Regions from separate parts of the Mus musculus genome. Here regions 1, 3, 4 and 5 are each linked to region 2. The links are chromatin loops, found by intact Hi-C in ENCODE. Cell type or tissue: left cerebral cortex. All regions are shown on one strand. Region 1 overlaps 5730522E02Rik (RIKEN cDNA 5730522E02 gene). Region 2 overlaps 5730522E02Rik (RIKEN cDNA 5730522E02 gene). Region 3 has its middle 84 kb from the start of Papolg. Region 4 has its middle 360 kb from the start of Gm25387. Region 5 overlaps Gm12069 (predicted gene 12069).

The links. Hi-C counts contacts between places; a loop is a spot of excess contacts. Peaks named below come from ENCODE experiments on the same cell type or tissue, not always from the same donor. Only the 100,000 strongest peaks of a DNase experiment are listed, where the experiment ranks them.
Region 1: it touches region 2 in a loop (3-fold over the local background); 6 of 42 quality-filtered maps call a loop at or near these places.
Region 3: a loop joins it to region 2, with 4 times the contacts of the local background. A loop is called at or near these places in 3 of 42 quality-filtered maps.
Region 4: a loop joins it to region 2, with 2.6 times the contacts of the local background. A loop is called at or near these places in 6 of 42 quality-filtered maps.
Region 5: it touches region 2 in a loop (4-fold over the local background); 6 of 42 quality-filtered maps call a loop at or near these places.

What each region holds. Positions count from the first base shown.
Region 1 is chr11:26,072,348-26,076,347 of GRCm38, forward strand. The region is part of intron 1 of 5730522E02Rik (RIKEN cDNA 5730522E02 gene); the gene reads right to left. Among named protein-coding and RNA genes, the nearest start is that of Mir6372, 130 kb to the right of the region's middle. In left cerebral cortex, a CTCF peak has its summit at 1,755 (motif pointing left); a DNase peak (open chromatin) is centred at 1,754; H3K27ac peaks cover 214 bases.
Region 2 is chr11:25,860,814-25,864,813 of GRCm38, forward strand. All of the region lies in intron 2 of 5730522E02Rik (RIKEN cDNA 5730522E02 gene), which reads right to left. Among named protein-coding and RNA genes, the nearest start is that of Gm51856, 79 kb to the left of the region's middle. In left cerebral cortex, a CTCF peak has its summit at 2,175 (motif pointing left); a DNase peak (open chromatin) is centred at 2,144; H3K27ac peaks cover 475 bases.
Region 3 is chr11:23,977,237-23,981,236 of GRCm38, forward strand. No RefSeq gene overlaps it. Among named protein-coding and RNA genes, the nearest start is that of Papolg, 84 kb to the left of the region's middle. In left cerebral cortex, CTCF peaks have their summits at 1,227 (motif pointing right) and 2,285 (motif pointing right); DNase peaks (open chromatin) are centred at 95, 759, 1,240, 1,790 and 3 more places; H3K27ac peaks cover 1,746 bases.
Region 4 is chr11:26,959,748-26,963,747 of GRCm38, forward strand. No RefSeq gene overlaps it. Among named protein-coding and RNA genes, the nearest start is that of Gm25387, 360 kb to the right of the region's middle. In left cerebral cortex, a CTCF peak has its summit at 2,043 (motif pointing left); DNase peaks (open chromatin) are centred at 2,037, 2,553, 3,408 and 3,721; H3K27ac peaks cover 1,796 bases.
Region 5 is chr11:25,308,662-25,312,661 of GRCm38, forward strand. All of the region lies in intron 1 of Gm12069 (predicted gene 12069), which reads left to right. Among named protein-coding and RNA genes, the nearest start is that of Gm12069, 9.6 kb to the left of the region's middle. In left cerebral cortex, no CTCF peak of the experiment used is centred here; a DNase peak (open chromatin) is centred at 2,279.

The DNA.
Region 1 (4,000 bases), 210 kb after region 2:
ACATGGCTGCAGCAGATGTCCCTGAGAGAACATTTTGTTTCCCCCCTGCATCTCGGCTCAAACACCTGGGCTCTGACATGACGTCCAGTGGAGGCTATTTTCTTTTTCCTTTTTTAAACTTTCCTTTTATTTGGTTTGCATACAAGGCTAATAATGAGGTTTAAAAAACTATACACAATCAGTATACAATTACACTCATCGGGAGCCTGACATGTAATTTCTGATAAACCCATATAACTATGAACAGCAAAAGGAACCACAGAGCGCACACAATGTGTGGGGTCATCAGAATACAATGCCAACACAATCTCTGCGTCATGTCTTGTTGCATAGTATTAATCAGTGCAAACATTGTTTGGGAAATGAGAGGGGAGAGAAAGAGCAGTTTCCCAGCTGCTAGTGCTTTGCCATCAAATGTGATCGGCAGTTCCATCTCACAGAACTTCACTAAGAGCCTTGGACCAAGGAATAACTCTTGATGAGCTTGCATAAGCTGTAATGCAATAAATATGAGATCCTTCTTCACAGATGCAACCACCTTGGTCATTTCACAAAAGACATTTCTTGGGTTATTTCCATAATCCCCCATATTTATGAAATATACTTAAACCTTTCACAGCTACAGTTGGAGGGCATTGAGTGTCCATATAAGCTAAATGATTGGTGTTATTGGATCATCAAATGATACAATTTTGATATTCAGTTCCTACACATTGAATCATGATTATTTCCCTTTTGCTGTTTCGGTAAAGAATTCGACAAGGTTTCATTTAGAAAGAATTATCCTGGCCCACAATATATCAGCTCAGGTCACTAAGAAGCACAACGCAATAATATTGTCAATACTATTGATATGTCTCAGGAAAAGTGAGACTGGAAAATGCAGAAATGTCACCAGCTTTGTCTTACCTTCATTTTAATAGCGTGTAGCCTGACCTGTATGGGAGGGGTTGACTACTTCAATTAGGTTTACACTATTTTCAATAGGCCCTCAAATGAGTGCATTTAGCTGGAAAGCATTTCCTGGCTTTATTATTACTGTTGTCATCCTTAAAATGCATTCTATTTATTTTTTTAATTCACCAGGAGGGGTGGAGGAATATGGGAACAATAAAGAAAACGAGCCTGTAACATGCCCTTGGGGACCAATAGTAAAGGGAAAAGAATCACAGGGGAAGAGAGATGGCAGATGAAAATGAAAGACGTATCTTATTAGATCATCATAATTAAGAAGTAATAGGTATTCATAAAGAAGCCCAAGACCAAAGTCCTAAAGATGTCCTCAGTAGCAAAAGCAAATGTTGGCTAATAAGAAGTAATCAACAAATAATCTACATTAAAAAGCCATCGGAACCACAGGAAAATGAGAGGGCAGAGACCTGCCTTGTTGCCGTCTCCCCCCTGCCATAGTGCACTGTGGGCAGACCTAAACTGAAATTAACTTCCACAACACAACACTTCAGGCAAACACAGGTAAACAGCTTGTACCCCACGCCTTGGTACCTGTGGCTTATCATGGGATAGCCTAGGATTCAAAACCCTGAGATTACAGTTGCTGCCAGAGGACCAGGGGGATCAGGACTCATGAGGAGACTGACCCCACATCATGCATTTTGGCAGAAAACAGGAATTAATTGGATAGATTTTTCCTGTAGTTCCTGTGTTTTAAGTTAGCTGGACCTCTGAGCACTGAGGAGACAAGACTGAAGGGAAAGAGGACTACGTTTGGTCCTTGGACACCCCCTAGTGTCTATGTGAGCATGAACACGGCCAGCAGGCACGTTCTTTGCCTCTCTGTTGTACTGAACAGAATGCAAAGCTGAGACAGAAGTCCCTGGATGCCACAGGATTGGAAATCTGCTCTCTGGGTGGAATTCCGATGTCGAAGCCTCAGCTCAGTTCAGATACTTCCCAGAGTTCCCATTTAGTAACAATTTCTTCAGTGTGTTAAGAATCTGTCTCAAGAAAATATGGAAAATTATACCTGCAGCCAGAAAGGGGCCTATAATTTGTTTCCAAATTCTTTTTAAGAGATAGATCTCAGAGTTAATATAGTGATTGCAAAATGAAAAGGAGAGATGGAGGGAAAGCAATCTCTTCGGGAGGACCTCTGGCAGTCTGTCTTTATATAGATACCTTGGGAGCCTTTGCAGAAGCACTGTGATGTATTTATGTCTGCCCCTGTGATTGGATGTGAAGTCTGAATAAAGCCCGGGAAGATGGCTGGCCACTTCTCACAGTCAGCGGTTCTCCATGCGAGATTTCATTTGTGTGATGAAGATATAATTTAAAAGTGGCTCAGAAACGCTTTAGTATAAGTGCCTTTGAAGGTTCCTGTACAAATCATGTATGACTCCCTTTCCATCTAAGTAAATTAATTTTTGGTATCCTGTGGTTGGTTATCTATAGGGCTAGGCTTTCTCTGTTAACGTATTGTTGAAGTTATGAATTATTACCATAGGTTTCATCCACACTCATCTTAAAAGTGTAAAGAAGTCAAGTGTTATTCTATATAGCTCTCGCAAATGACCCTGCCCACCTCCCAGAACTCTCCACAGTTTGGGGGAAAGCATTCCATATATGAGTTAATGAGAATCCAGACTGCATTTTCCTACTTTTTCTAGCATTTTCTAACAACTGGTTGAGGAAAGCAACCAGTCCTTCTATTGAACACTGAAGACTATATTATCACAGCGAAGGGAACTTTTTCTTGCTGCATCTGGGATCTATCACCCAGACTAGATCTAGATCATAGCATTTTAGAGATGAGCATCCTTAGAGAGCATTACATTGAAGACTGTCAGAAAGGGAGATGTCAAGACAGCTTGGCCTAGTCCACAACCACCCTAAATCTGTGAATGGAACACTGTCATTTTTTTTATTTTATTTTTATTTTTTAATTCCTTCACAGGAAATGCTATTGCCTTAAATACCAAACAAAGATAGCCATGTTTCTGGTTAAATCCCACACAAAATAAACTTATTTGAAAAAGGAATCTTGGCATATGAATACAAAACGTATATAATTTTCTTGATCTTTAATCCCTATGCCAATGTCTGTTTTAGAGATTATGGCCCCTAACAAATCTGCTTAGTGAATTTTTGGCTGACAAACCTGGCAACAAAAATACTGTCTGAAATACACTCTGAAGGCTAAACATTTTTATAATAGCTACTTTACATAGCCTAGTAGGTTTCCCTTTAGGACACCAATTAGACCTTTTTCTTAAGTGACCGTATTAACTTTTGTGATTACACAGAGAGCTGATATTTTTATTTAATGCACTGGGCCTTCTTTTAATGCTTCTCAAGGAGATCAAACACTTTGCCAACAGACAGGCATTGCAGCAGGGGTGATTACACTCGTTTTTCATGTAATTGGGAGTCACCATTTGGTTGCCATATTTCACTTGCTCATTGACTTATCATATAATCCTTTATAATGGGGGTTTGTTGTATGTTGTGGAAGGACTGTGCCAAGCAGCCAGGAAATAAAGAACGGGGCAATCCCCCCGCCCCCGCCCCCCCCCCCCGGCTAGTGGGAACATGGGGGTTTCTAACAGCTGCCCAGCCCTTCAGACTGCAGAACATTTTCACTTAATAAAAGTGATCCAACATACTGAAAAGGGGGGTTGAGTAGGATTGAGGAGAATCTGTGTTTTTTCTAAGAAGATATCTTAAAAACAGGTTCTACTGCGTATGATGAGAAAACAGCCTTTAAAAGATGAAAAGCCTTAAGTGCTCATTAGAAATAGGAAATCCCCTTTGTCCCTTCTCATTCAGCCAAGACCTAAACCCCAAATAAATGTAGCACCCTGGCCCTCGGGTTTCATTTCCCATCAGGGCACAGTTATCAGTGCTAAGTCATCAGCCATGGCCCTGAGCAAATTGTCAAATAATGGGACGACTCAGATGGACATTCAGGCACCTGAGTTCTGAGCCCAGTTCTGTCATCTTGGAAAGAATTCTGTGAACTTAAGAAGGTCTCAAGTTCCCCTAA
Region 2 (4,000 bases):
ACACACACACATACACACATTACACATCACATTTGTGCCAGTATGGCTCTTGTCAATAGTCACACACTGTTGGTTGCTGTTTCTCTGTAGTGAGTGCCCTTATTCACACGCAGTTAGTTGTCTCCCTGTAGTGAGAACCCTTTGCTATGCCCTATCACACACATGCACACACACATACACCACACAAGCATGTACACACGTGTATACACACACACACACACATACTCTACAAAAACCAGCATTCATTTAACAAAAATCTTGCTGTACAACTCAGCCACTGGTTCCAGTGTAGGTCCTTATACTACTCTTAAGAGTTCTTTAGAACTTGCCAGTCTTACCTGATTGCCCAGGAAATTAAAGTGCTATGGGTCTTGGGTCTACTTCCTTAAGATACTAGTCACAATTTAAATTGTAACAAAATTTGCCTTTTATCTTTCCAGTCTACATAGAAAACTCTCAGTCTGATGCTCTCTATGGATTGGGAGTGGTTATCACCACTGGAATTCTATACTACTTGGAAACAATCCAGCAGTCAAATGATTTAATTCCAACATTCCCTAAAATATAACATAATTGGTGTCGTGTATCCAAACGAATCACTGTGACGAAAATTCCCAATGCCCTTTCCCTATAAAACATGTTATAAAATAAACAATCCAAATGTTACATCACCTACCATCCTAACTCCTAGAAAATGATTCACCTTTTCACTCCAAGATGCACTCTGGTTCCCATACATAAGCATACATACATTTTACTGAAAGCTGCACAACTCATTTCCCTCTTAGAATCCCAGGTCAAGTATTCTCCGTTGTGACTGAATGCTCTTTAAAAACACATCTTTCAATAAATAAAGATTTTTTTTTTGTCAAAGAAGTATTACCATAATTTTGTTTTCAGAAAAGAGGTTTTTAATCCTCTGATACAAAAATAAAGACGTGTAGGCCAGAGGATTGTTTTTGAAAGCTAGCATCTTTTGCATGAATGACATTACCCCTGATGCTCCACACCTCTTTCTTGACAATGAGCTGCAGGTCCTACTTGGAAGACAAAAAGTTTCTTTCATTCATATTTTCAAACTACAAGAGAACCTAACCAATCAAAAAGTACAGGAGTTATATCTGTGCTTATTCACACTTGAGGGACAGGCTTCCACTGAAGAAATGGTTCTCTGTCAAGAGAATTATTTATAAATCCCAAATTTTTCTTTCCGGAACTGCTCTCCAGGAGACTGAAGCAGTCCAGGAGCCAGGACCTTTTGTAGGCAGGTTTTGTAGCTAAATAAAAAATACATAGAAAACATCTCACAAAAATGGACCAAATCGATAAAGCAAATAAGTGCTTCTCTTCAGCACCCAGCAGGTAAGACTTATTTTCCCACCATTCGAAAGTAAATCAGCAATCTATCTTGAAAAATAAAAAGAATATTTCATCACAAATTGACTGCGTTTAATAAAATTCAAGCTCTCTTGCGCAGACAGAGAAAAATTGAAATCAATAGTCAAATTCCCCATCTCCTTTTCAATGAGAGAAACTAGCACATAACTTTATTGTTGCCCTACGAATTACCCCGTGGCTCTTTGGGTTGTGTCAAGAACCCTGCCAGTTTTTCACTGTTAAGGTAAGGATAGGAGACAAAGCTCGGAGAAGAAATCAACAAGCAACTGTCTCCTTTGGCAAACAGATGGATTGAAAAATAATAATTTCTTTGTTAAGAATGCAGTCAGGATGCCAGTCCTTGACATGCATTGTTGGGAAGCCTATTATCACTTTTTCTAATATCGGGTGATTCTTCTAAAATAGATTTTTGTTGCAATTTCTCTAAAACAGCATGATGCAATGCTGAATTGGTTAAAGAAAATAGGAAGGAAGGAAAGAGAGAATGGTAGAGAGGTTGCAGAGGAAGGAGGGAGGGGAATTTAATATGGTACTTTATCCACCATCATGGGGTGCTGTAACGTTAGCGCCATGATGGAAGCAGGGGTAAACACAAGCTGTGGATGACGTTTGCTGATTCCTCCCGTTCCACCATGCTGATGGGTCTGCCAGCTTCTTGAGGAGAAGGTATTCTGCCCCAGAAGGCCAGGGTTTCCTGGCCTTTGCTGCTGTTGGAAACTGTACTCGTGGAAAGGTCCGAGGGCAAAATCCGTGGCTCTTCGGTGCCCCCTTGTGTCCAACTTGGCACCAGCATGAACTACACCAAGTTACGCAGAAAGTGAGAGTGGGGATTTCTTCCCAGAAGAATACAGGGAGGGGTTGGGAAGAATTGACATGCTCTGCGTCTACATTCGTGAAAAGAGCCATTGTTGCTAGGCAAGGAGGGACTTCCATGCCTTTTATTTTTCTCATGGATCCTTGGATGCTCCCACCAGAATGCCTTGGGACATACCAGTGTAAATGGTTGCACCTAGATCCATCTCCACACTAGAAAAATCTCTTAGTACTGATAAATTATATTCTTACTATCAATATTTATAATTGGGGACGTAGTTAATGCCTTTTTGATAAGTCATTGCCTAGTACCAAATATCTTTAAAATGTCTTTTTTTTTAACACATTTTCACGACACAATTTTATTCTGCCTATCATTACTCTTTTTCTCTGCATGCAAAATGACTCTGGAAAATTGGGTCACCAATGGATGAAAGAATGGAACTATATTTATCAGCTCTATTCCTCCTCACCGACACACACCTCAAAGCATCAAAAGCCAGATGTACACGTGTGATACAGCTTGGAAAGTTTTCAAATTTGATGTTGGGTTGAGGGCAAAGGACAGTTTCGCCATAAATACCAATTTGCTTCTGATGGTTCTCTCTGCAGATGGTTGATCTGAAGCTCCAGAACTGAATGGCAGTTCTGTCTGCACAGATTACCTAGAAACCATCTACCCGTTCTCAACAGATTTATTCACACAGTTCCAAAGACATTCTATGTGGAGGAAATGGGCTTTCTTTGAAGGGGACAACTGGTAAAGATTCCAAACTTATAATGTATCAAATGATGGGAAGCAAAGGAGCCAGTGATAAACCAGAGAAATAAAAGGCAGAGTAAACAAGCAGCGGAGAGCACAAACACGTGAATGAGAACAGAAAGAGGAGAGAGGAAAAGAGACAGAGAGAGAAAGAAAGACAGAGACAGGGATATAGCAAGTCAGACCCTGGGTCATGGAAAGAGCATACTTTCTGTCCTGGATGGGCAAAGAGTACAGTTTGGGCTCCTGTTTTGCTTTTTTTTTTCCCCCTGGAAATAGCTAGAAATTCTCATAAAGGTGAAAATGTTCCACTTACAGCTAGCTGCCTTTCCAATCTTGTAACACAATGGGTCTCAGGGATGATGTGTGCTGACTGCAAAGGCCAGTCAGTGAAACATCCTCATTGTCAGTCCGACCCAGTCAACTCGAGTAGCTTTCTCAGTAGGTTGAGGAAGGAGACTCTTTGGTGGCCTGTGTGGGTGTATTATTAAATAGTACTTTCATTGAGCATCCTAACCAAGATGCCATGGGTTGAGGAAAATATAATGGGCTTTGGTTCTTCTTTCTCAGTCACACTTCTAACATATCTTGCAGCAGGTTGTTGCTTTGTGCCTTCATATGCCCTGCTATGCCAATAGTCTCATAACTCATTCTATTTACATCTGCATTTGGTATCAATAGTACATTTCATTGGTATATGTCTTGTTTGATCAGAATGGACTGTATTTTTGATTTTTGTACACGTTCTTTATCTATCTAATGACATATATATATATTTCTGAGGAAGAAGAGCTGTAAGGCTCATCCTATAATTGCAAAAGGATACTATCTTCTTGTCATTTGCCACAGTACTGCTCATCCCATGGTTTTTTACGTTCCACTGACAGGCCTGAGCTCAGAATACTTGGAAGCTAAGGTTGACATAAGTCATGTGTTTTTACCACTAAAACACAAGGTTTATAAGTGAGTTACATTCCTACACTTAGAAGTGAGAGGCTTCACAGTCATATACAGAGTACAAACAAG
Region 3 (4,000 bases), 1.9 Mb before region 2:
GCGTGGGTGCAGCCCATGGCAGAAATCCACAGAGCTCACAGGAGATCTGTGGGGCCCTGGGGTGTTGCAATGTCACCCCGTCTGGGTATGTGACAGCCAGGATGTGGGATTTCGTGATTATTTTTGGTTTGGTTCAGTTTCTAGCCCAGAAGAAAGACTATATATAACACCGAGAGAGGCATAACTTCCAGATTGTCAAGGTTGGTGCTAATAGTGACTGATGTACTAATACATGTCCTATGGAACTGCAAGCGTGCAAGAGCCATGCTTGCGTGCTGGATGGGGGATAAATCTTCTGTTGTGTAATGGGAAAGAAAACTGGCAATGTAAATGCAGTCTTAATATTTTTTTTCAGCATTGCATGTGTGATTAGGCATTCAGTGACTTCCTCATCTAAGGAAATTCGACTTTAATGAGAGCTATGTAGCTAACTATTGAGGAGCATTGGAAAATGCTGGGGTGAGGGTGGGAAGGCATTGACTTTGAAGATGTATCGTGTCCTTGGCCTTCAAACAAACAAACAAACAACCCCCCCCCAACACCAACCTCCCAGATCTGTAGGCTCATATTCTCGATCCCTTAGATATTAAGCCAGAAACAGACTGGCCAGATGATCTTCATCTCATGTGTACACTGTGTTTTTGGTCATTTAAGATTTTCCCCACAAAGGGCTTTGTTTCAGGAATGCAGTATCTTAAGCATCTAAAAATGGCCTAGTTTGTGAAGTCATCTCAGGATTCTTGGAAATGAAAGCATATCCTTGGTGAATCCAGTTCACCATTTAAAGGGCTTCAAATGTGGAGTTTAAGCAAAGCACACGACCCAGCTCTACCTCCTGAGCGTCTAATGACCATGGGCAGAGCAGACTGAGATGACATCCATGCCATCTGTTTGGTAGGAATCAAGGCAGGAAAGGTATAAGAATTTAGACAGAAACCGAGTTTAAAAGCCAGAGATTGTGGACGGCTCTCAAGAGCAACCAGTCCATGGTCTCTCTGTCGTTCTGGGACAGTCTCTGAGGGTTCCCCTTCCTGGCTCATGCCCCTGCTTTTCTTTAGCATGTGTGTCTGTGTGGTTTCAACACATGAGGCTAAACAGCTAGTCTATTAGGAAAAGAAAATGTTCTAATCAGTAGTGACTAAAGAAATTGGTTTTGGAAAGAGACAGACCACACTCTTCCTTCCTTAGCACTTACAGTAAATATTTTGATCTGTCAGAAGGGGGCATTCTTGCTTTTCCAGACAAAAGCAACGGCAGTTTGAGTTTGTTCCCAAGCAGCCGTGGCAGAAGCAATCACAGTACAGCTCTTTGGGTGTCTAGATAGGGTGGGTGTGCTGTTCTGGGAGCACCCGTGCACGTGGACTCTGCCTATGTATGGTCATGGGCATCACCTGCGAGCCTGTTAGCCTGTTACCTAGGCTGGTAGGCCTAAAGCCAGACCAATTGTAACTAGATTCAAATTTACCAAGGTCGTAGATGGGCTATGGGCATCTTTAAATTTGAGAAGTGCAGCTTCAAAGTTTTATTTTCAGAATTTCTGAAGGTGTGTGTGTGTGTGTGTTGCAGGGGGTGGGGGGATGCAGGGCACGGGGTGGGGCAGGCAACCTGGTATTGCCAGAAGAAGTCATGGGCTTCCAAACCTAACCAGCCATCTCCAGTAGAAAAGGTGGCTAATCCTTGTATTAAACAAATTCCATGGGGGATAGCAGTCGTTGGTGAGGAGTACGGACACTAGAAGATACCTTTGTCTTCCTGCAAGGAATTCTTAATGGCTTTTTAAAAAGTTGTTTTGTTTTTGATCATGTTGCATAGCAGAGGCTATCCTCCACTGTGCAAGCCTTCCAGTGCTAGGACTATAGGCGTGCCTGGCTCATAAACAGAGCTAAAAAGCTGCTGTCCCCAAAACTCTACTCTTTTTTAAAAGATAGAGTCTCTTTTTCTAGACACACCACCCATTTATTTTCTTACTTGAAATTTATTTCCTTATAAATCTGTGTGTGTGTGTGTGTGTGTGTGTGTGTGTGTGTGTGTGTGTGTGTGTGTGTGGAGTGTTTGTGTGTGGAGGTCTGAGGATAATTTACAGGAATGGAATATGCTTTTCAGCTATGTGGGTTTAAGCTTGCTGTCTTTACCTGGTGGGCCATCTGTTCAGCCAATCACCACTATACTTAAACTTAAGATGCTAACAATAGGGGGAAGAGAATCAGAAAAGTGCGCAGGAAAAGCCATGCCAGCCAGGAGATGAATGCTGCTTGAGTTCACGGAATTACAGTGTGACCAGCAGAGGGCAGCAAAGTTCGCCCCGCTGCCAGGACCTGTGTAGCTTGGCAGAGAGAAACTGCTTCTTCAGGGACTTCATGGAGATGGTTGTGATTTCAGGTCTTCTTGGACTGTCAGGGGTGGGGGTTAGGGTGACAGAGACAGAGAGACAGAGAAGCATGGAGAAGAAGGGGCCAGGTGCGAACAGGAGCTAGTGCTCTCTAGATGAACCATTCAATTTAGTTGTTTTAGGTTTTCTGGAAGGCATATTTAACAACATAAACTGATAAAAATCAATTTTAATACTGTTTTTGGCTTTACCCAAAATATCTCAAATGTGACCATTTTAACATGAAGAGAATCTCCACAGTGTTCACCACACTGCCCTTTAGAGCGCTCTTTAGTGTGCATTTTTGACCTACAGCACATCTCAGTTTGAAGTAACCACATTTCCAGTACTTGGGGCTCACAGTGACTGATGGGTACTTTGAGTCTGAGGGAAATACTAAAAACGTAGGGAAAAAGAGGAATTAGGACCAGAAACAGGAAAGGAAAAATTAACATCATGAACAAATTCTGATGTTTTTATACATTGACAAAATATGGAGGAACTGTATTCAAGTTCTTCATTGAGCCATTGCAGTATGCCCAGAGCTGGACCAAGGCTGAACTCAAAATTCACAACACACTCTCTGATGCTGATACGGAGCATGCGCATCCAGCGTGAATGAGAGACAGCGTCAGTAAAGGCCCTTCACCGCTGGCATGGGCTGGCAGGCTGGCTGTGGGAGCGGTAGAACGCAGAGGCTTCTTGTTTGTCTGTGTCTTCCTTCCCGTAATCATCTCTAGGTTTAGTTGAAAGTCATTTAAAACACCTTTGTTTTATCTGGAGAAAGGAAACCTGGCTGAGGAGAAATTCCTAGGGCTCCATGAAAGCCTCTGGTCCAGTAATTCCTCAGGGTTTCCCCGTGGCCACCTTGCCAAGGTCATGCCTACCACACTCGAGGTCTCTGCAGCTGGCAGCAATGCCGCTCTCTGGGTTAACACTGTCTGGGGAGTGTGGTTCTTCATTTCAGTGTGAATGTCCTCATCTTTCTGCACAGATTGAGTGAAGTTCGCCGTGCATTTTTCTTTCCCTCAGATGGATGGGAGCTAAAGGGAACGGCAGGCCTCCAGCTGTTTGCGGCTCTGTCCTCAACGACAATCAAAACTCTCCATCTTTTCTTGTTCATAGCACTTTCTGATTGAGATAAGATTCCAGCATTTATCTGCACCTGCAATTTTGACAAGAAAGGAAAATTTAAAAGACAAGTAAAAGAATTCTCTGAGGGAAGGCGGCTAGTCTGCCGCAGCCAGCGCCTGAGATTCTCTTCTTGCATTCCGCTATCAATTAGGCTGCAGTCACATATTGGAGAGGGTAACTTAAGTCTGTGAGCAGAAATGCAAAAGTGTGTGTGTATGGGTAGCTGGGACGGTCCTCTGGAGTGAATATTACTTGGAGAGCAGCCGATGACCCATTTGGCATGGAAATGGAGAGGATTTTGAGTCAAAGAGGCCACTTTAAATTATAGATTTGAGTTTAGTTGAAGGTCAAACTTCTCTTGCATGAATAAAATCTGCAGAGGTTTTGGAATATACTAAAAAAGTCACTATCTCAAGCACATAAGCATTCCCTTCAGGGGATAAAAGCAGTTTAATATTATTGCCCTCTGCATAATTATTGATCATATTAGCATAGGAG
Region 4 (4,000 bases), 1.1 Mb after region 2:
CAAACCATCCCCTTATTAATAAATATCCATTTTACAAGTTATATGTATTTAAGGCTTGCAAATTAGCATTTGATTTACAAGGTACCGTGATTATTGCCACCATCTTATGAATTATCTACCCCACCTGACATGTCACGTGGTAACTTTCCAGGGCTGGCAGCCTCTGGAAGCTTGAACACAGGAAAGGAATGCATTTTCCCTCAGAACTGAACACTGCACACTTGAAACTACCAAAATGGTGAAAAAAAAGGTAGTCTCTGTCTTCTCAAGCCAGCTGGTGTACAGTATCCATTTGTGGCAGCCCTAGGCAACACGATTATTCTTTCCTGGCTCTTCAACTAATTAAGTCCAGCAGCCATCAAGGACCTCCTAGGTCCAGGCAAGGGACCAACTCTGGAGACCGTTCTCCTTGACCTCATTACTGTTTTGAAGCCACCAGCCAGTGTGCTCGAGGACAGTAGACCCAGGCTCTGTTCACAGTGCCTAACACACTGTTGTGGGAAAAGACAGTGGACGTCTGGGGGACCCTCCCCTCTCAGAAATGATACATTCAGATATCACTTACTATGTATGTTCTTTTAACTTTTGTGATGCGAAAATTTTGAGATGCAAGTTCATTATTTATGAATATTCATAGAAAACTTGAACATTTTCCAAACTTGGCCTTTCATTTCTTATCAGCTAACCAAATAATTGATGTGTGTTCTTTTTCTGTAAGAGAATGTTCTCAAGATGTGTGACAGAAGTATTAAATTCATGAATTTTGAGGTTAATTTTGTCTCTGATGATTCAAAGGAGAAGAGAGTTAGCAATAGAGCAAAAATAATTCTCGGCTCTTATCTTTTACTTCTAGACACCTATGAGAGAAGAATGAAGTAATGCTTAGCAACGATTGGTCCATTACAGAGAAGAATCAGGACGTCTGAGGAGCATTTAGAAGCTTCAGAGAAAATACCACTTGGAGTCTGCTTCTGTAGAGCAGCAAAGCAGAGATGCTAGGGATAAAACAGAAACGGAACTGTAGAAAGGACCAACTCCAGAGCGTATTTACCACAGGTGACTGGAGAAGGCACCCGAAGCAGAGAAGTTACTCAAGAGCCTCACTGGGCAGGTGTCATCCTGGAGACAAAAGGACAGGCAAAAGACCTCAAGGGTCCTTGCTAGCCTTGGCGAGCTGGACCTCACCAAGCACAAGCAAGCAAACACACACCTTTCCCTCCATCTTTGGGTGTTTGTTTCCTTATGCACCTGTCATTTTATAAAACAAGGCGAGAAAATACGAATGCTTTTCTGTCATAGTCTGTTATTACAGGAGCAACTTCTAACCAGAAAGAAAAGTACTTCTCAGGCCTTCAGTGAGCTGCCTTCTCATGAACTCAGTCAGAAACACAAAGTGTTATATGTTCCTGTTCTCACCATCATGGGCACTGTCTTTCTCTTTCCCTCCACCCTATTCGTATCCATTTTCCACCCTATTCGTATCCATTTTTGTAGACCTCTTACTGAAACTATGCAAACAAACAAAAACAAAAACAAACAAAAACAAACGTTGTGGGGGCGGGGGAGTGTGCAAAGTGCATAGAAGAGAAAAGGGGAAAAGGAAAAGAAAAAGAGAAGAAAAGGAGAAAAGAAAAGAAAAGAAAAGAAAAGAAAAGGGGCCACTCTCCTGAAAAAAATAAAAAAAGGTAAAGGTGAGATTTCTGTCTTCTGGAATTTTTGCCCCCAGTAGTCGTCTGCTTCATCCTGTAAGGTACACAGTGATGGCCAAGCTCTCCGTGTAAATATGTCACCAGAGAAAGGACTCTTGCACCCAAAGAAAGGAAGCCTAGCAGGCAATGCTCAAACCTTGCTTGTTAGAGGGACGGAGGCCTTTGGGGGCTGTCCCTTTGTCTCTTGCCTTCTAGCTGCTTGGGCATGAAGAAACTGGACAAAGGGCCTGCACTGTGGTAGGGTGTGAACTCTTCAGGCGGCTGCTTTGAGCTTTAATTACCCTCCTAGCTTTCTGTCCAGACCTAGTTGGGCCCTGGGGCAGATTGCAGGGTAACACTGCCATCTAGCGGCCATTCTTGCCTGGTGAGCAGGAGTCTGTGCCCTCAGGCTGGCTCCTTGGCTCACATATTCTCTCTCTCTCTCTCTCTCTCTCTCTCTCTCTCTCTCTCTCTCTCTCTCTCTCTCTCTCTCTCTCTCTCTCTCTCTCTCTCCCTCCCTCCCTCCCTCCCTCTCTCCCTCCCTCCCTCTCTCACTCCCCCTTCTCTCTCTTCTCTCTCTCTCTCTCTCTCTCTCTCTCTCTCTTCTGGCACCCCTCTCTCTTTTCTCTCTCTCTTTTAAAAAAGGATTTTATCCCATCAAGGAAAAAAAAGAGCTGGCTCTTGGAAAACAACCAACTCTGTTGGAACTCGGAGATAATAATCAGTTTCTCTGGGCTTGTGAAATTGGCTCATTAAGCGTGCTTTTTAACAGAAAATATTGGAAGCGATTAAGTCTGCTTTACTGAGTGGGCATGAAATGGCCAACCTTCGGCCACCCACAGCTCCTAGGTGCCTGGCGCCGTTTTATGCATGCGGCGTAATGTCTTTACTTGAAGTGGTGTTTATTCATCACCTGCTTATTTATCTCTTCGCGTTTGGCAGGCACATCGATCAATGTTAAACTGTCACACAAGGTTATTTTTCTTTTACATAACAGTATAGGCCTAAGGTAGTGGCATATTAAAAGTAATAACTTTCTAACTTGTAGCTCAAGATGACAGCCCCATTTTTACCAGAATATATTACAGCACGGAATTCCTCATTCCATTCCCCCACTCCCACCCTACACTTTGGTACGACTCCGCCTCGCCTCTCCAAGGTCAAAGGCTTCCTTCTGCCTAGCTGGCCTCCCACTTTGCATACCACTCAGTTCTCTCTTCACCTCCAGTTATCTGCAGCTTTTAGGCTGATAAGCCCACAGTGAACATTCTGTCCACCTGATGTACACATCTCCTGGTCCCTGTCATGATGACATCTGCCCCTTTGCATAAAGATGCGTCTCAGGGAGCAAAGGGAAGCGAGAGAGGAACGCTCCTTTGTGGTGAAGGTTGTACTGGGCTATTTCCATGTCTGAAGCCATCTCAGTAGAGGTGGGGGAGCCTGTGCAGCTTTATTTTGCTTTCCAGTCACTGGAGATGACAACAGCAGTGACAAACCCTTGGTGTTGGGGGAGACAAACATGTATAAGAAGCTAGCACGGCTTTGAAGCAACCAGCATTGGCCCAGAGCTTTTAAGTTGGGTTGTCTCCCCCTCTGTCCTTTGGCTCTAGGTTCTTTTGTGTTGCCTTCAAACTCCTCCCAGTTTGTGATGCCTCTTTTCTTGGCCACAGGCCAAGCAAGCTTTCTTTGTACACGCAGTTTTTCTTCTCCTTTCTCCCCCTCCCAACCGCCACCCTATTCTAGCCTGAAAATGCCTACAGATAGAATATCAGATCTTTTTAGTTTCGAATTTCAAAGTGGCCCTTAGAATTCCTTCCTGCCCTTGATCTCTCTCCTTTTGGGCTTCAGCTCCTACTTGGACGCTGTTGCTAATTCTGCCTCTTGGACAGTGGCTTTCTGCTACAATGCTTTGATAATCTTGGGTACACAAGAAATAAATGTTCGAATAGTGGACATGGGTGTTGCACAACTACTCCTGTGATTCAAAATACCACACCCACTCTGATAGTGTGCCTTTGTGTGGACCAGAATAGCTCCCCTAGGAAATATGAGAAGGGTTCCAAGCGTGATTAAGAGAATATGACTCAATAGTCTACCAAAGTACCTACAAAGGAGGTTTGCATACTTGGCATTGAATTTGGCCCATCTCTTGGGTGACTTCTGCATTCCTGTGAATAAAAGATGCTAGAATACTGCTCTACGGGATTTATTTTATTATGGGTAGTAGAACCCTAGGAAAAAGGCACGTTCACTAAAAAGTGTGTGTATGTAGGGGGTGGGAGCCCATTCTGTGTCCTTTTTCCTAAGATCAA
Region 5 (4,000 bases), 550 kb before region 2:
GGAACCTTCACTGCTGGTCAGGTCAGGCTTTTGTGTCCCTGCTCCTGCTGGCCTCAGACACTCCCAGTTGTGTTGGGACAGATGTTGCATTCCAGTCACCAGTGATCCTAAGATCCTGGGCGTGTTAAGGCACCTGGGGCATGTAGAGTCCTCTGGCTACTGTTGTACAGTCCTCTGAGTTTGTGCCCAAGATGGCCCAGAGCTGGAGCAGACCAGAAGGAACCTGAGTCGCTGGTCGGGCAGATTTTCTGTGTCCCTGCTCCTGCTGGCACAGGCCCCTCATGATTGTTTTGGAACAGATATTGCATCCCACTCACCCATGATTCTAAGATCCTGGGTGTGCTAGGGTGCCTGGAGTGTGGAGAGTCCTCTGGGGACCATGGGACAGCCTGTCAAGTTTGTGCCCAAGGTGGCTCAGAGCTTGTATCACTAACTTTTAAGAAGATACAAAATAGCAAAAGAAAATAAACACACATAAAAAAATAATTTAAAAAATTTCAATTTCACATTGAAAATATTTTACCTACTTCAAAACCATATGAATAGGTACTAAAGTTTTCTTATAGTGTTTTATAGTTTGTTCTTACACCTAAATCTCAGATTCATGTGAATTGTCTTATGTAGAATGTTAGCTTTATTTTCCATACCACCAATCTGTTCTTAAAAGTAAACATTGCTCTTAATTTTTATGAGAGAACAGGTCTGAATCGCTCTCATGTTATACACATATGCAGGATTTGTGAGACAAAAAAAGCATACCATCTCTTCATGTGGATATATCCACAGACTTCCTCTTGTGGTTTATTTTGAGCTTTTTGACTTTTTTATAAACAGGTTTCCCTTCTCTTCCCATTAAATGCCATGGGCATTCTTACCTTGGATAGATCAACAAGCAGAGGGGTACACAATATTGAACATCAAGTCTTTGTTTATTTCTCAAAATTGGAACATACTCCAATATTCCCCATACCCCAAACTGTAGCATGACAACAGCACAGGAAGACTCACATGCACATGAGACATCAGCACACACAGAACCACATGCACACACTGGAATTCAACTCCTAACATCAGCCAAGGTCACACATGCACATTTGACTCCTGGCGCTGGCACTGTTTTGACACGTATCTAACAGAACTCTTAGGTGTTTGCCTTTATCAAGCTACCAGAATGATTGAAGAGATACTGGGAACAAATGTAATGTCCCACACCTCTGGAGAATGGATGTCCATGTTCGAGAAGCTGAGATGGTCGTCAGTGAAGCACTCTTCTTTATCTTTGCTTGGTAATGTACAGAGAAAGAGAACTCTAGTATCTCCATGCCTTTGTGAAAGAACGCCAGACCCTGCTCTCTGACCTCATTTTATTTTATCTCCTTCAATATGACTATATTTGCAGTTATTACTTCAAACTGTGGGTGTGGAAGGAAGATGATTCAGTACATGGCAGTTTAAATATTTATATATAATATGATCCAAACACTTTGAAATTTTTTTTCAAATAAATGTGAGAACAGAAGTATTTGAAAATGTCCAAATTGCATCCCCATCATATCATTTAGCCTGTAGTGTAGTTTAGCCCAGGCTGTGCCAAGAGTCCTTATTGTTGGAGAAGACATGAATGCAGCCAGATTCTACTTCTCAGTCTCTCAATGGGAGGGGATGACATAGACTTTTGAAGAAGCAAATGACTACTAATTCCACAATGAACCTCAATCATACCCCTTCACGAAATGATCCCCTGAGCTACATGATCCACTGAATCGTGATAATGCCAGATCCCTGAAGACAGCTTATCAGATGAGAAACTTACTGGAGTTTAGATAGTGAAGGTATACATGGACTTTGATCCATTTTCTAGGTCTTTAGCACATTGTGAGATAGATAAAAGGATGTATCTGGTTTCCCCAAACCAAAGGTCCTTTTGTTACTGTTGGCCTGTTGTAACTAAAAGCTGATAGCCATTGCTCTGAACCATTGGACTCCTTGACTGTCTGGGATAAGGAAGTCATGGATAAATGGTAAAGTTCTCTTCTGAATAGAATACAAGAGGATTTGGAAGTTTGGGTCAAAGAAAGGCAGGAAATAGAATCAGTATTTTTTCCTCTAAAGCTAAGCATTATTTCTGGAAATGGAAAGATGAGTGCTGAGAACTGAAGCCTGTATTTGGCAGGTCGTTCTAAGCCCTCCTCCACAGTCTGTCCAGGAGAACACACACAGTAAGTTCAGTCCTTTTTATGGACAAGTGGTAATCTGCAGAGAATGCAAAAACACCAGACTGGTGAGAAGCCAAGCAAATCTTACAGTGGAGGAAGGAAGAGGGAGGAGCTGCCAACTCTGCTAATGAGGAGTGCCCAAGGCTGACAGAGTGAGAAAACCTTTCCTCAGGATAGCCCTTCCTCCCCCTCCTCCACTTTTCCCCTGGAAAGCACGTAGCTGAGTACCTGCTGGGGAACCGCACTTGGAGCTACCTGGAGTGGCTAAACCCACTGCATGTGTTGTAGTGATCATTCAACAATTCCCACGGCTGCTTTGTGGGAAGCCGCTCTCTTAAGCCTCTGGTTTAAGAATTTAGAATAATCATGTAAAAATGATCCCCCTGTGCTCCATGATCCCCTGAATCTCACTAATGCTGGATCCCTGAAGAGGGCTTATTACTGGCGAGACTCAGTACCTCTCTCTTGGCTCATGTTTCACACGGATCTCTTATGGTTTCAGCTGTAAACCTCACTGCTGATAAAGGGGGTATAATGAACCTTGCTGCTCCATGAGAAGGTAATCTGGGCTAGAGGAGCAGTTACCCACTCTATCTCCAGGCACAGAGGCTGGGATGAGAGATGCGTTCTCTAGCTGCAGGAAATAAAGGCACAGTGCTACTTCTTGTATCCCAGGCTTTGCCCTGGCAAGAGAGGCTGAATATGAAGATCATGATTTGGAACTGGATACATGTTTAATTTAATGACTAATTACTCCAATATTTTTTTTTCAAAGATTTAATCTTACTAGCTTGTAATTATGTGGATTATGTGCAAGTGCATATGTGTGTGTGAGAGTAGCTGCCCCAGAGATTATACTCTAGGATTGCCCTGTAGCTGGAGGTACAGGTGGTTGTGATACACCTGAGATGGGTGCTGGGAACTGACTTTGGGTCCTGTGCAAGAGCAGCAGCACACTTTACCACTGATCCATCTCTCCGGGCTCCATAAAAGAAACATTCTGGTTTTGTTTGTTTATTTGTTTAGTTCATAGCTACTAACAGAAGGACTCTTCATTGCTGTGTAAGTTCAATACAAATCCCTGTGTCTCCGTGAAAAGACCCACCATATAAAGGTGGTTTTCTCCAAGTTTAGCAACCTGAGTTTCATCCAAAGGTCCCACGTGGTATACGGAGAGAGCTTACTCCAGCCCATCACCCACACTCCACACTCACACACCATTCATATGCACATACACTAAACACATGAATAAGGAAACACATGTCTTAAGAATTTTAAAGACACACAGCCTTAGGAAGGATCTCTAGTTTCCCTATCTTGATCATTCTAGAATATGGCTATGCCGTAAGTCTCTTGCTTTGTCTGGCAGTGCCATCTTGGCCATGTATTTCGCTGCTGGAAGTCTGCTATGGCCGTAAGCACAGCATGGTGATGTTGTTTGGCTTCCCCTTTCCCAATAATTTCCCATCTATGAAGTGACAAGAGAAAAAGGTCCTTGTAGATATCAAAAAGTCATTTCCAGAACCAAGTTCTTTGTTAGTGCTTTGGCACATGTTGCTACAAAGTGTGTTTATGAACATAGAATTTCACACTTCAAATGGCTTGCCTCTGTATCAAGCTTTATTCTTTCTCAAATACTTACAACCAAGGGCTCATTTGCAGCTACAGCATCCAAGCAAGGGACTAGACGATCTTATTCTAGACAGATGATTCTGGTGAGGTTGCTTGCTAACTCTACTGCTAAGTGTGGCTGTTCACAGGAACAAGAATGCCGGCTTTCAATC